Linked DNA regions of Mus musculus: all the other regions are linked to region 2. The links are chromatin loops, found by intact Hi-C in ENCODE. Cell type or tissue: heart. All regions are shown on one strand. Each heading gives the region's core, and the rest is flanking DNA. Links, peaks and the distances in the headings are about the cores only.

The links. Peaks named below come from ENCODE experiments on the same cell type or tissue, not always from the same donor. Only the 100,000 strongest peaks of a DNase experiment are listed, where the experiment ranks them.
Region 1: it touches region 2 in a loop (2.0-fold over the local background); 2 of 42 quality-filtered maps call a loop at or near these places.
Region 3: a loop joins it to region 2, with 2.1 times the contacts of the local background. A loop is called at or near these places in 2 of 42 quality-filtered maps.

The regions. Positions count from the first base shown.
Region 1 is chr3:155,053,914-155,057,202 of GRCm38, forward strand. It overlaps Tnni3k (TNNI3 interacting kinase), which reads right to left and starts at 1,494. Exons shown (of 25, transcript NM_177066.5): 1 at 1,354-1,494; 2 at 635-743. The coding sequence starts at 1,393. In heart, for the core only: no CTCF peak of the experiment used is centred there; a DNase peak (open chromatin) is centred at 1,628; H3K4me3 peaks cover 1,569 bases; H3K27ac peaks cover 2,029 bases.
Region 2 is chr3:155,183,248-155,186,536 of GRCm38, forward strand. The region is part of intron 6 of Lrriq3 (leucine-rich repeats and IQ motif containing 3); the gene reads left to right. Among named protein-coding and RNA genes, the nearest start is that of Lrriq3, 91 kb to the left of the region's middle. In heart, for the core only: no CTCF peak of the experiment used is centred there; no DNase peak of the experiment used is centred there.
Region 3 is chr3:155,037,421-155,040,709 of GRCm38, forward strand. It overlaps Tnni3k (TNNI3 interacting kinase), which reads right to left. Exons shown (of 25, transcript NM_177066.5): 3 at 1,059-1,144; 4 at 1-65. Among named protein-coding and RNA genes, the nearest start is that of Tnni3k, 16 kb to the right of the region's middle. In heart, for the core only: a CTCF peak has its summit at 1,779 (motif pointing right); no DNase peak of the experiment used is centred there; H3K27ac peaks cover 643 bases.

The DNA.
Region 1 (3,289 bases), core at 252-2,751, 130 kb before region 2:
CCAGTCCAGGATGTTTTTGTTGTTGTTTTGTTATTGTTGTTGTTCTTTGTATAATAAAGCAGAAGCGGATATCACACATATTACAAAAATGAGGGTAAAATAATTTTCTGTCCCACTGTAAGACAGCCTTCAATGTATACAGAGCAAGGGAATTATATTCAGGCCCTGAGCAAAGGAATTATACTCAGCCTTCCTGGAGAAGGCCTCCAATATCTACAGGGGGTTGGTAAAACTTCTCTTATTCCTCAAGGAGACTCAGGTCTAGCATCAGCAAACCTGGCAAATAAGCAATACTGTTTGTTAGTGGCACGGAATAAATAATTTAGTGATTAATTCCAGAGTAGGTTACTTGGAATAGTGACAGCTTGTGCCCAATTGCCTATTCTCCAAGCTCTTCTCCCTCAACTTTTGTGAGGACAGAATTTAGGTTATAGTTTAGTGAGGGAGGTGTGATCTTTCCATTTTGGGAGCCACATGAATTCTTATGAACAGATAACTTGGCACTCTAAAGTTTAGTCTGGTTATACCCAAGACTTAGCCTATTTATTGCTAAGGCTTTATGCTTGCACGCACATCATACCTAAAAACAAAATATGGAGACATGTATTTTAAAAAGTAAAAACTCTGACTTTACCCAAAGATGTGTCTTAGTTCTTGAAATTCATTTTCTTTGATCTGCAGGTCATCTTCCAGCCTTTCTATTATAATAGCATAAGATTCACTAACTTTCTTCTTCCATTCATCTGGAAAAGAAAAACAAATAGGATTGATTCATAATTGCATTTTGCAAAATGTAGACAGAGATCATAGCATACAAGTAATCAAAACCCTGTTTTTTATTCTCAATTCTACAATACTTAATTTAAATGACTGATTGTGGGTTTAATGCAGATGTTTATGTTTGTAATGCAATCACTTTGGGATTGTAGTAATTAAGAACCCATTTGATATTGTACAATATATTTACATAAAAGAGTATATTTGACTTATCTTATTGATTTTATTGCATTTTAATTGCAGCAATCTCATTGCTAGACAGTATCTTTTGCTTTTAAATACTAGATACTTAAGATATAATTCTAAAATTTCTATACTCAATAGTTCTTCAAACTTTCTATCATATTATACGAAAGGACTAAACCAATATTTTTTAACAAGAAGTTCTCTGTTTTCCTTTAGAACTGTTTCAGGGAAAAGGAGTAAGTTCAAATAAACTCAACACTTAATATTCTCTGCATTCAGATCGGCACACATCTCAGTGATTTGAAACACATCCACTCTTAGGAGTGAGTTGTGTTGCATGTAAGAAAGCGAGAAATGTTAGCAGAACATGGTGGAAATCAGAAGGCTTACCAGAACAAGTCTGTGTCGGTCTGGATTTGTAATTCCCCATTTTAAAGAAGTCTGCTTTCCTCCTGTGCTGCCCTTCACGATATAAGATTCCAAGTTCTAGCGCTGAAACAGACCAGTTGAAAATATGTTGATAGTCTTTCTAAAAATAAGCCAAGTGCTGAATGGAATGTCATGCAAGGACGTCAGAGAGCAAGGCAGAGTGTGCCTTCAAAGGTGAGCTGATCGTGTAGTGGCTGGGTTTGTTTTAAGGGAGCTGTGTGAAAGGTAAACAGCAAGCATTTCAGTTGTGCTATTGGCTTCCATCAGTGGATTGCTTGTTCATCCACACATGCCCTCTGGGTAGGCCAGTTCCTCAATGAGTGAACATGGAAAGTGACTGGTGATTCTGAGCTCCACTGAAAGAGACTCCAGCCAGCCAGCCAGTGTTTGGCATCTTTGGCACCGGTGAAACAGTGGAAGTTGTCCATGTGAAGAAACAGAAATTCCTATCAATCAGCACTGGGTTGAGACCTGCATGTGTATCTGCAGGGACTAGGGTTCACACACACACACACACACACACACACACACACACACACACACACACACACACACCATGACCATTGCAGTTGATTATTCCTACCTAAGTCACAGACAAGAAAAAAGACATAGTGCTTTATAAATACCAATTTATCATAAGAACAACAGTGATCAGAAAAACATTTCAACATTGCTTTCTTACACATTTCTGGGCAATAAGCAGAATTATGAATTTTTTTATGTCAGTTCCAAACAGGGAGTGGAGCCCAAAGTTGATCCTGAACCATTCGACACTGACGTCTAAGACTGCCGTTATTTCTGATGTGCTGTGTCCTGAGTTATTCCACACACCTTCCATTTACTTCACACTGTTGCTTTTTTTCCACGCACATTTGCACTGAAATAAATGAACCCAGTGTGGGATGGAAAAAAAATGGAAATAACATAGGAAACTTATTGGTTATTTTCTATATATTTCTTCTAGGTGATCTTACTGTGTATGAGAGCTGTAAATTCCAATCTTGAAAGTCACACTTAGCTTTAACGTAGGAGGTGTTGGATTCACATTTACTATGATCAAATATTCAAATGGCTCTTCTTAAACAAATGCTTAGATGAGTTAAGGAATCCTCATGCCCTGCCTTAGCAAGCTAAAGGAAAGGTCCCCAGGGAAGGGCTGCCCTACTGATAAAATAAGTCGAACTCAGTACCTGGCTTTGTACTTGTGTCTACTCTTGGTGGTTTGGACTCTCTTCTTGTCATTAAGGCCTGTCAGGGATATGTAGAGTTTATATAGTGCAGGGTCCTCTGGTCACTTTGATCTGTAGTTCTTCAGTTTTCTCCTTTGAAAGCTAGACACTGTTGATTTTGCCAGCTAGTTCCCAGTACTGTGTGACCCCCATGCAGCTTGTTCTAAGCATGGTGAAACCCCAATTCTCTCTGTTTTGAGAGCCTAGCTTCCCTCAGACAAGCTGTTCTCTGATTCACCAGCCCAGGAAACTGACTTCATTAGTATTTCTCAGTCTTAAACCACATACTTCCTCAGGAATGATCCTCCAGGGAGCTATAACATGCATGCATGTGATTTGTATTACAATTTGGGAGTTAGTACATTAGTGTACAGGAAATGATAATGTTAGTAGTTATCAGAAATAGTGGCTCTTTTCTTAGATACTTGTTTTATTATTTTATTAACTCTTAGTAATACATATTTATTGCACAAAAGGACAGGGCTCAGTATAATGTCAATAAATATAGACGTGTAAGCATCTGTTTCATAAGAATTTGAGTTTTCAGGTAAATATGTCTTACATTTTAGTCACTTCCCCCATTACTCTATTTCTCAAAATGAATTAAGTTTTTAATATGATTTTCTCCAGGTAAATCTACTTTTCTGCAAAAGACACAACTTTGTTAT
Region 2 (3,289 bases), core at 440-2,939:
TGTCATTATGCTTTCACTAAGGTCCGGTGGCAACTCCTGATGCCATTAACAGAGGTGGGACATGGAAAAGTCACAGCATAAATCCATAAGAAAACTTGTCTCACGTGAGTTATCAGAAAATGGGAGCAGGGCAATAAGGCAAATATCAGACACTTTAGATTACTTCTGGTAATGTTACCTTTGGTTAAAGCTATTCCTAAATACAATATTCAGTTATCATTAAACTTTATGGTCTCCTATATCTTGCAGGAGGACTTTGGACTCTTAATATAAAACAAAGATTTTCTCTAAGTAAAACAACTGTATTTAGAATCATAAGAACTCCTAAAACTCTATTGTCACCAAAACAGACATGAACCAAAGTCAGAGAATAAGAAACTAAGAAAATAAAGCTGTGTGTGCAAGAAATGACAATGATACTGAAACAATTAGCAAAGAATAAACAGGCTTAATCATCAATAACGTTACAAAAGCTGGATATCTGGACTCTAATTTTTTTTCAAAAAGCACTCTTTAATACATTTCACAATCTGCAACTTAATTATTATAATAATTTTGAAATACTATCATTTGTAGAGTAAACATGGAGACATGATTCTTGACATGTATCTTACTAATACTTTATTTTTATACATACCTGAAACACAGGTAAGAAATGTTAAATTATCGAGACTATATAAAATCAATAATTTGCTGTATAAGGAAACAAAAAGAAGACAAAGTAGCCCTTATAGAATGGGATAAAATATTTGTGCATTGCACATAGGGTAAGAGATCATATACAAAATTGACAAGAAATTCATATAATTCAGTGACAGAAAGCAACACAATAAAAATTAAGATGAACCCTTGCATATTTTCAGAACAGAAGGAAGTACTCAAAAGATTCACATGAATAGGTATAAAAGAATTAGTTATATAAATTACACATTGTTGTATCCAAGCACAGAAACCCGTGAATTAAAAACACTCCTAGAGCTCACAGTGGTAGCAGGAGGATTTAGACCTAGTCAACCTGACTCCATGTTCAAGGCTTTAAGTTGTTCGAGTGACTTTACTCTTGAGGACCAAATCTGCCTCTCCATTTGTCCGCTCTTCCTTCCAACAGCTGTAACTGCTAGCAGTGCTGAAGTAACACAATGCTCTGAGGTTATTTATGTATACAGTACTAGGGTGGAGTTGGAATCAAAGAAGATGCACCCCCTAAGGAATGCCGTATCTGCTCTATCACCTGTGCTTGGACATTAGTAGCGTGAGACCAACTACATGATGAAGGAACTATCATAAGATTGATTTAAAATTGTTTTATTTCTTTACATTCCAAATGTTGTCCTCCTTCCTGGTCCCCCTCCAAGAGTTCTTTCCCCTATTCCCCTTCATCTCTGAGAGGGTGCTTCCTCCCCACCCCCACTTCTCCTCACTCACTCACCTACCCCCACCTCACTCACCCTGATACAAGATTTTAAGGATTAATCTTACTTATTCATCATAGAGAAATGCTATAAGAAAAATCATTTAAGAATGAAAAGAGTCTGGACAGTAGAGGAAACAGCATTCTGCACAAAACATGAAAGTCTGGTGATGGGTGAATATGGTCTTTGTATGTATAGTGAGAGCTCTTTATACTGCAGCTTCTTTCCAAGGCACGTGAGCCACAGCTAAAAGTTAGCACCATCCTTCATTCTGCCCACGAAGAAATACGAAAGGTTGTTTTCTCTTGTACAAAAGGTATGAAAAAACAAACAAACAAACAAACAAACAGAATTTTGGTAAGGAATATAAGTGGAAAGTTGTGAGTGGGTTCTGGAGCAAGGCTGTGTTGGTTCAGAGGGGTCCCAGGTACAGACGAACTGCTGTGTGTGTGCGCAGAGGAATTCCAGGTAGAGAAGGACTGCTGTGTGTGTGCACAGGGGTCCCAGGTAGAGAAGGACTGCTGTGTGTGTGCAGAGGGGTCCCAGGTACAGAAGAACTGCTGTGTGTGTGCAGAGGGGTCCCAGGTAGAGAAGGACTGCTGTGTGTGTGCAGAGGGGTCCCAGGTAGAGAAGGACTGCTGTGTGTGCAGAGGGGTCCCAGGTAGAGAAGGACTGCTGTGTGTGTGCAGAGGGGTCCCAGGTAGAGAAAGACTGCTGTGTGTGTGTGTGTGTGTGCAGAGGGGTCCCAGGTACAGATGAACTGCTGTGTGTGTGCAGAGGGGTCCCAGGTACAGAAGAACTTCTGTGTGTGTGCAGAGGGGTCCCAGGTACAGAAGAACTTCTGTGTGTGTGTGCAGAAGGGTCCCAGGTACAGAAGGACTGCTGTGTGTGTGTGTGTGTGTGTGTGTGCAGAGGGGTCCCAGGTACAGATGAACTGCTGGTCTATTCAAGTAGACAGTGGGATGTGGCTCTGCCACCACCAACAGGGATTTTACTATTTTGCTTTTTCCATTTTTCATATTTACTTTTGGATCATTTGTGTCTGTATTGTCAAATATTGCATTTGAATTGTTGTGTTTAATTTATTTTTTTTATAGTACACACAACTTGATCTCATCATGAGGATACTCTTTGGGCCTTTAGTTAAAATCCCTGTCATTTTTCTATATACCTCTCATCTGTTGCTCTTTGCATCCTGCTCTTTGTTACAGGCAACTTTGTTTCTATGACCCTACCACCATCTGTTTGAGCACTTTAACTTAAAGGCTCTAAAGGAATCCTCTCATAGGAGTGATTTTAAAATTCACTAAATAGGGTCCCCAAGGAAAGAGCTAGAGAAAGAACCACAGGAGCTGAAGGGGTTTGCAGCCCCATAGGAGGAACAACAATATGAACTAACCAGCATCCCCAGAGCTCCCTGGGACTAAACCACCCACCAAAGAAAACACATGGTGGGACTCATGGCTCCAGCTGCATATGTAGCAGAGGATGGCCTAGTTGGTCGTTAATGGGAGGAGAGGCCCTTGGTTCTGTGAATGCTCCATGCCCCAGCATAGAGAAATGCCAGGACCAGGAAGCAGGAGTGGGTGGGTTGGTGAGCAGGGGGAGGGCAGAGCAGAGAGGGGGTTTTTGGGAGGGGAAACCAGGAAAGGGGATAACATTTGAAATGTAAATAAAGAAAATATCCAATTAAATAAATCACTAAATAGAGTCACAGAGCTGCATTCTGAAGCCGTGGAGGCAGTCTCACGCAGGAACCCTTTTCTTTCCTGAGATTTGTGAGTGTATTTTATGTCTATTTGTTCTTGTTCATCAATAGGTTTACAAAGAGTACATATGGGAACAACAGGTTATTACCGTTGTATTTGTCAGACTTG
Region 3 (3,289 bases), core at 252-2,751, 150 kb before region 2:
ATTTCTTGTCAGTCTGGATGGACGGAGCCCTTTTAACATAAGGGCACGGATATGCGACTTGTTGCCTAGAAAGCAATATGAAGACTGATTGGTTGTTGTAGGGGTTATCTAAAGTATTTCATTATCTTCCTCTGACTTAAGGATAAATGCCATTCAGACTTGTGAAAATGTCTGCCCACTACTCAAGCCCACATGGGAACCTACAGAGGATCAGCAGCAGTAAAACCCACTCCGACGAGGTGGCTCTGGAGGAGGCTGGGCAGCCAGCTCCCATTAGGAAGAAGGGGCTATGGAGCTGAGTCTGTTCCGAGGGGTCTGGAAAGTTGAGGCAGCGTTAGCCCATTGGTGACATCCACAAAGCTTTGCTCAGCTTGATCAGTGAATAAATACCAACTTCCCATTTGACAATTCATTAACTTTATTGGGCTGCTTCTGTATGCTGGGAGCTGTCATAAGTTGGGATCCCTTTGAAATCAAATGAAGTACAAGCAGAATGAAATTCTTGTTCACTTTGAGCAATCTTCCTTGTCAGATTCTATGTTTAACATTTTTTTCTCATTATATACACTTGTTTCTTAGAGGTAATCGACTGTCTGATCACATCAGGGAGTGCTCTCAAGATTCTTCCATTAAACTCAATTCCCAACTCACTGTATTAAAAAGCACTTGTTGATATCCAAGCTAACTGAGTTACTTGGTTTAGAAAAGAAAATAGAGCCGGGCATAGTGGTGCACACCTTTAGTCCCAGCACTCGGGAGGCAGAGGCAGGTGGATTTCTGAGTTTGAGGCCAGCCTGGTCTACAGAGTGAGTTCCAGGACAGCCAGGGCTACACAGAGAAACCCTGTCTTGAAAAACCAAGGAAAAAAAAAAGAAAGAAAATAAAATAAATAGAAATTCAGAGATACAGAGCAAGGATTGACCGGGGTCCTGTGAGCAGGCTCTTAGGAGCAAACCTAAGAGAAGTTGAGTCTGATAGGGTCTTCCTTCTGGCCACCAACGTCTCATGTCCCTACCTCATAGGCACAACTCTGGCTTGAACAGGGTCCAGGCACTTACCACCGCAGGCACAGCAGAGGTGCAGTAGGGACAGGCCACGCTCTGTGCGGTAATTTAAACTGACTTCACTGAAGGCTTCGTCAGAGCTGAAAAAGCACGGGGCAGATGATCAGAAATTCACCTCTTAGTGTGTTGCCTTTGTTTGAGAAGCAGTTGTTGTTCTATAAATTCAGAACTTCATTTTGCTATGTATCTTTGCTCCTGGAAGAAGCATTTTTGAATCCTCCATATGGAGAAGTAAAAAATTGGTGAAGATAATATTAATAGTGGAAAGACTCAAGTTACAGTAAAGATTCGAACATACACTGTTTTTCAATATAATTAAATAAATATATAATCTAGGTTTTTCCTCAAACCCCTTATAAAGAAAGTATAAATAACTAAAAGTCAAATTATTTTAATTCACATTCAAACATTTGTATTATATTCACGGACAAATTATGATATTCACAAAAGGAAGAAAAGAGGGAGGGAGGGGAGGAAGGAGGGAAGTTGGGAGGTACAGGGAAAGGGGGCATTGTGTTGCATTTGATAAGAGGGTGGAGAAAGGAATGTAACCCAAATGTGTAACAATTCCTGCCTGAGGCCAGGATTCCTTGCACTCTGGCTGGGTCAGCTGCCTCAGATCACCAAAGATATGGCTGCTGGTGAGCAGAGAAATGGTGGCATTAATGAATGTCTTGCTTTTGTTCTAGCAAAGCCTTTGCCCACAAGAGGGCCCTGGGAGCCACAGGCAGCCTTTCAACAGGAAGTTAGAGCTAAAGTTTTTGACCTCTTCAGGTCCTTGGCACTCCCAGGACATTATTCAGGAGAAAGGGGATCATGTCCTTGGCCTCCAGGTCAGCTTCAAGGGGCCTCCAGCCTATTCTAATCTCAGCAGCCCTGGAGGGACGCTTGGTCTCTGGTGTGGGGTGCAAGGGATTTCTTTCTCCTTTAAAGTACTTACACTTGAAAGGCTCAGTAAACTCTGGCCATTTGCATCAAGGCTTCCAGTTAAGATCTTCAAAGGCTATTGGAATTTTGAAATAGAAAAAGTTCTATTCTCCAGGGTGCTGCTAAAAAGAGCAGGCCTCTAAATCCAGGGGCCTTGAGAGGCCCCAAGAAAGGCTTTAATTAGCAACTCTAAGCCTTGTGGTCTGTTTCCATAGACATAGGGATATTCTTCCCCTGAAGGAAACAGGCTTAGCTGCCCACACTAGCAAAGCATTCAGACCACATACCTTTGTCCTCACTCAGAGGGAATGAGAGTTAGTTTATTATGAGCCAAGTTGAATCCCCAGCACAGGCTGGGGATGAAGGCTCAGGTCACTCTACATTCCATATTCCAGAGTGGAAGTCCTATGGGAACTTTCACAGTCTTAGAATGAAACAAGTCACAGGTCAAATCATTTCATAAGATATTTAGTTTTACTTTTTAAAGTTTGTGTTCTGTGTTTCCATGTTTGGGTATGAACACTTGAGCACAGAAACAGAGCTCAGACGCCCTGGACCTATAGTTTCAGGTGGCCAAAGGCTGACTGGTGAACTGAAGAATGAATTTGGGTCCTCAATAAGAGCAACGTGTGCTGTTAAGCACTAAGTACCACACCACAAGTCATTTACAAACACCTTGTTGGGGGCAGCAGGATACAGAGAGGTGGGGAAACCTGCCACAGGTGCCAGCTACATCTGATGATATTATGAGCTTTTAGATTGGTAGAAGCTACTGGCCAATTGAATTCACCGCAGCTGAATGTGAGTAAAACAAGCTGGAAACAAGATTTAGTTTACCCCAAATTCCTTGCTACAACATGGTAGCAATTCAATAAAGGTTTGATAGGAAAAGAAGAAAAATCATAACTCAAGGCACTTTTCAAATACATTGACAAAAATAGTAGGTGGTAAAATACAGCACTAGGTGAGGGAGTTGCAGCATGGGTGATGGGTGGCTCACAGCATTAGATCTGCGAGTTACACCATTACTAGTTGTGATACGTGGCTCACAGCATTAGATGGGTGGCTGACATGCCTGGGAGGGGGTGGTACGTGGGTTACTCAGATGCTATCTGACAGCATTCCTACCCCTTTCTTGGTTGGTAGGTTGGACACTAGAGATCTGTTCTTATGTCCCAGAAGATTTACCTAACGATCACAGAGATGTTTGGTCACATAAAGAAGAGGGCAATAAATGGCTTTTTATGGAACTAAAGATGCTCCAAAGTAAATTTTCCTCTGGACTTCAAACATTCCAA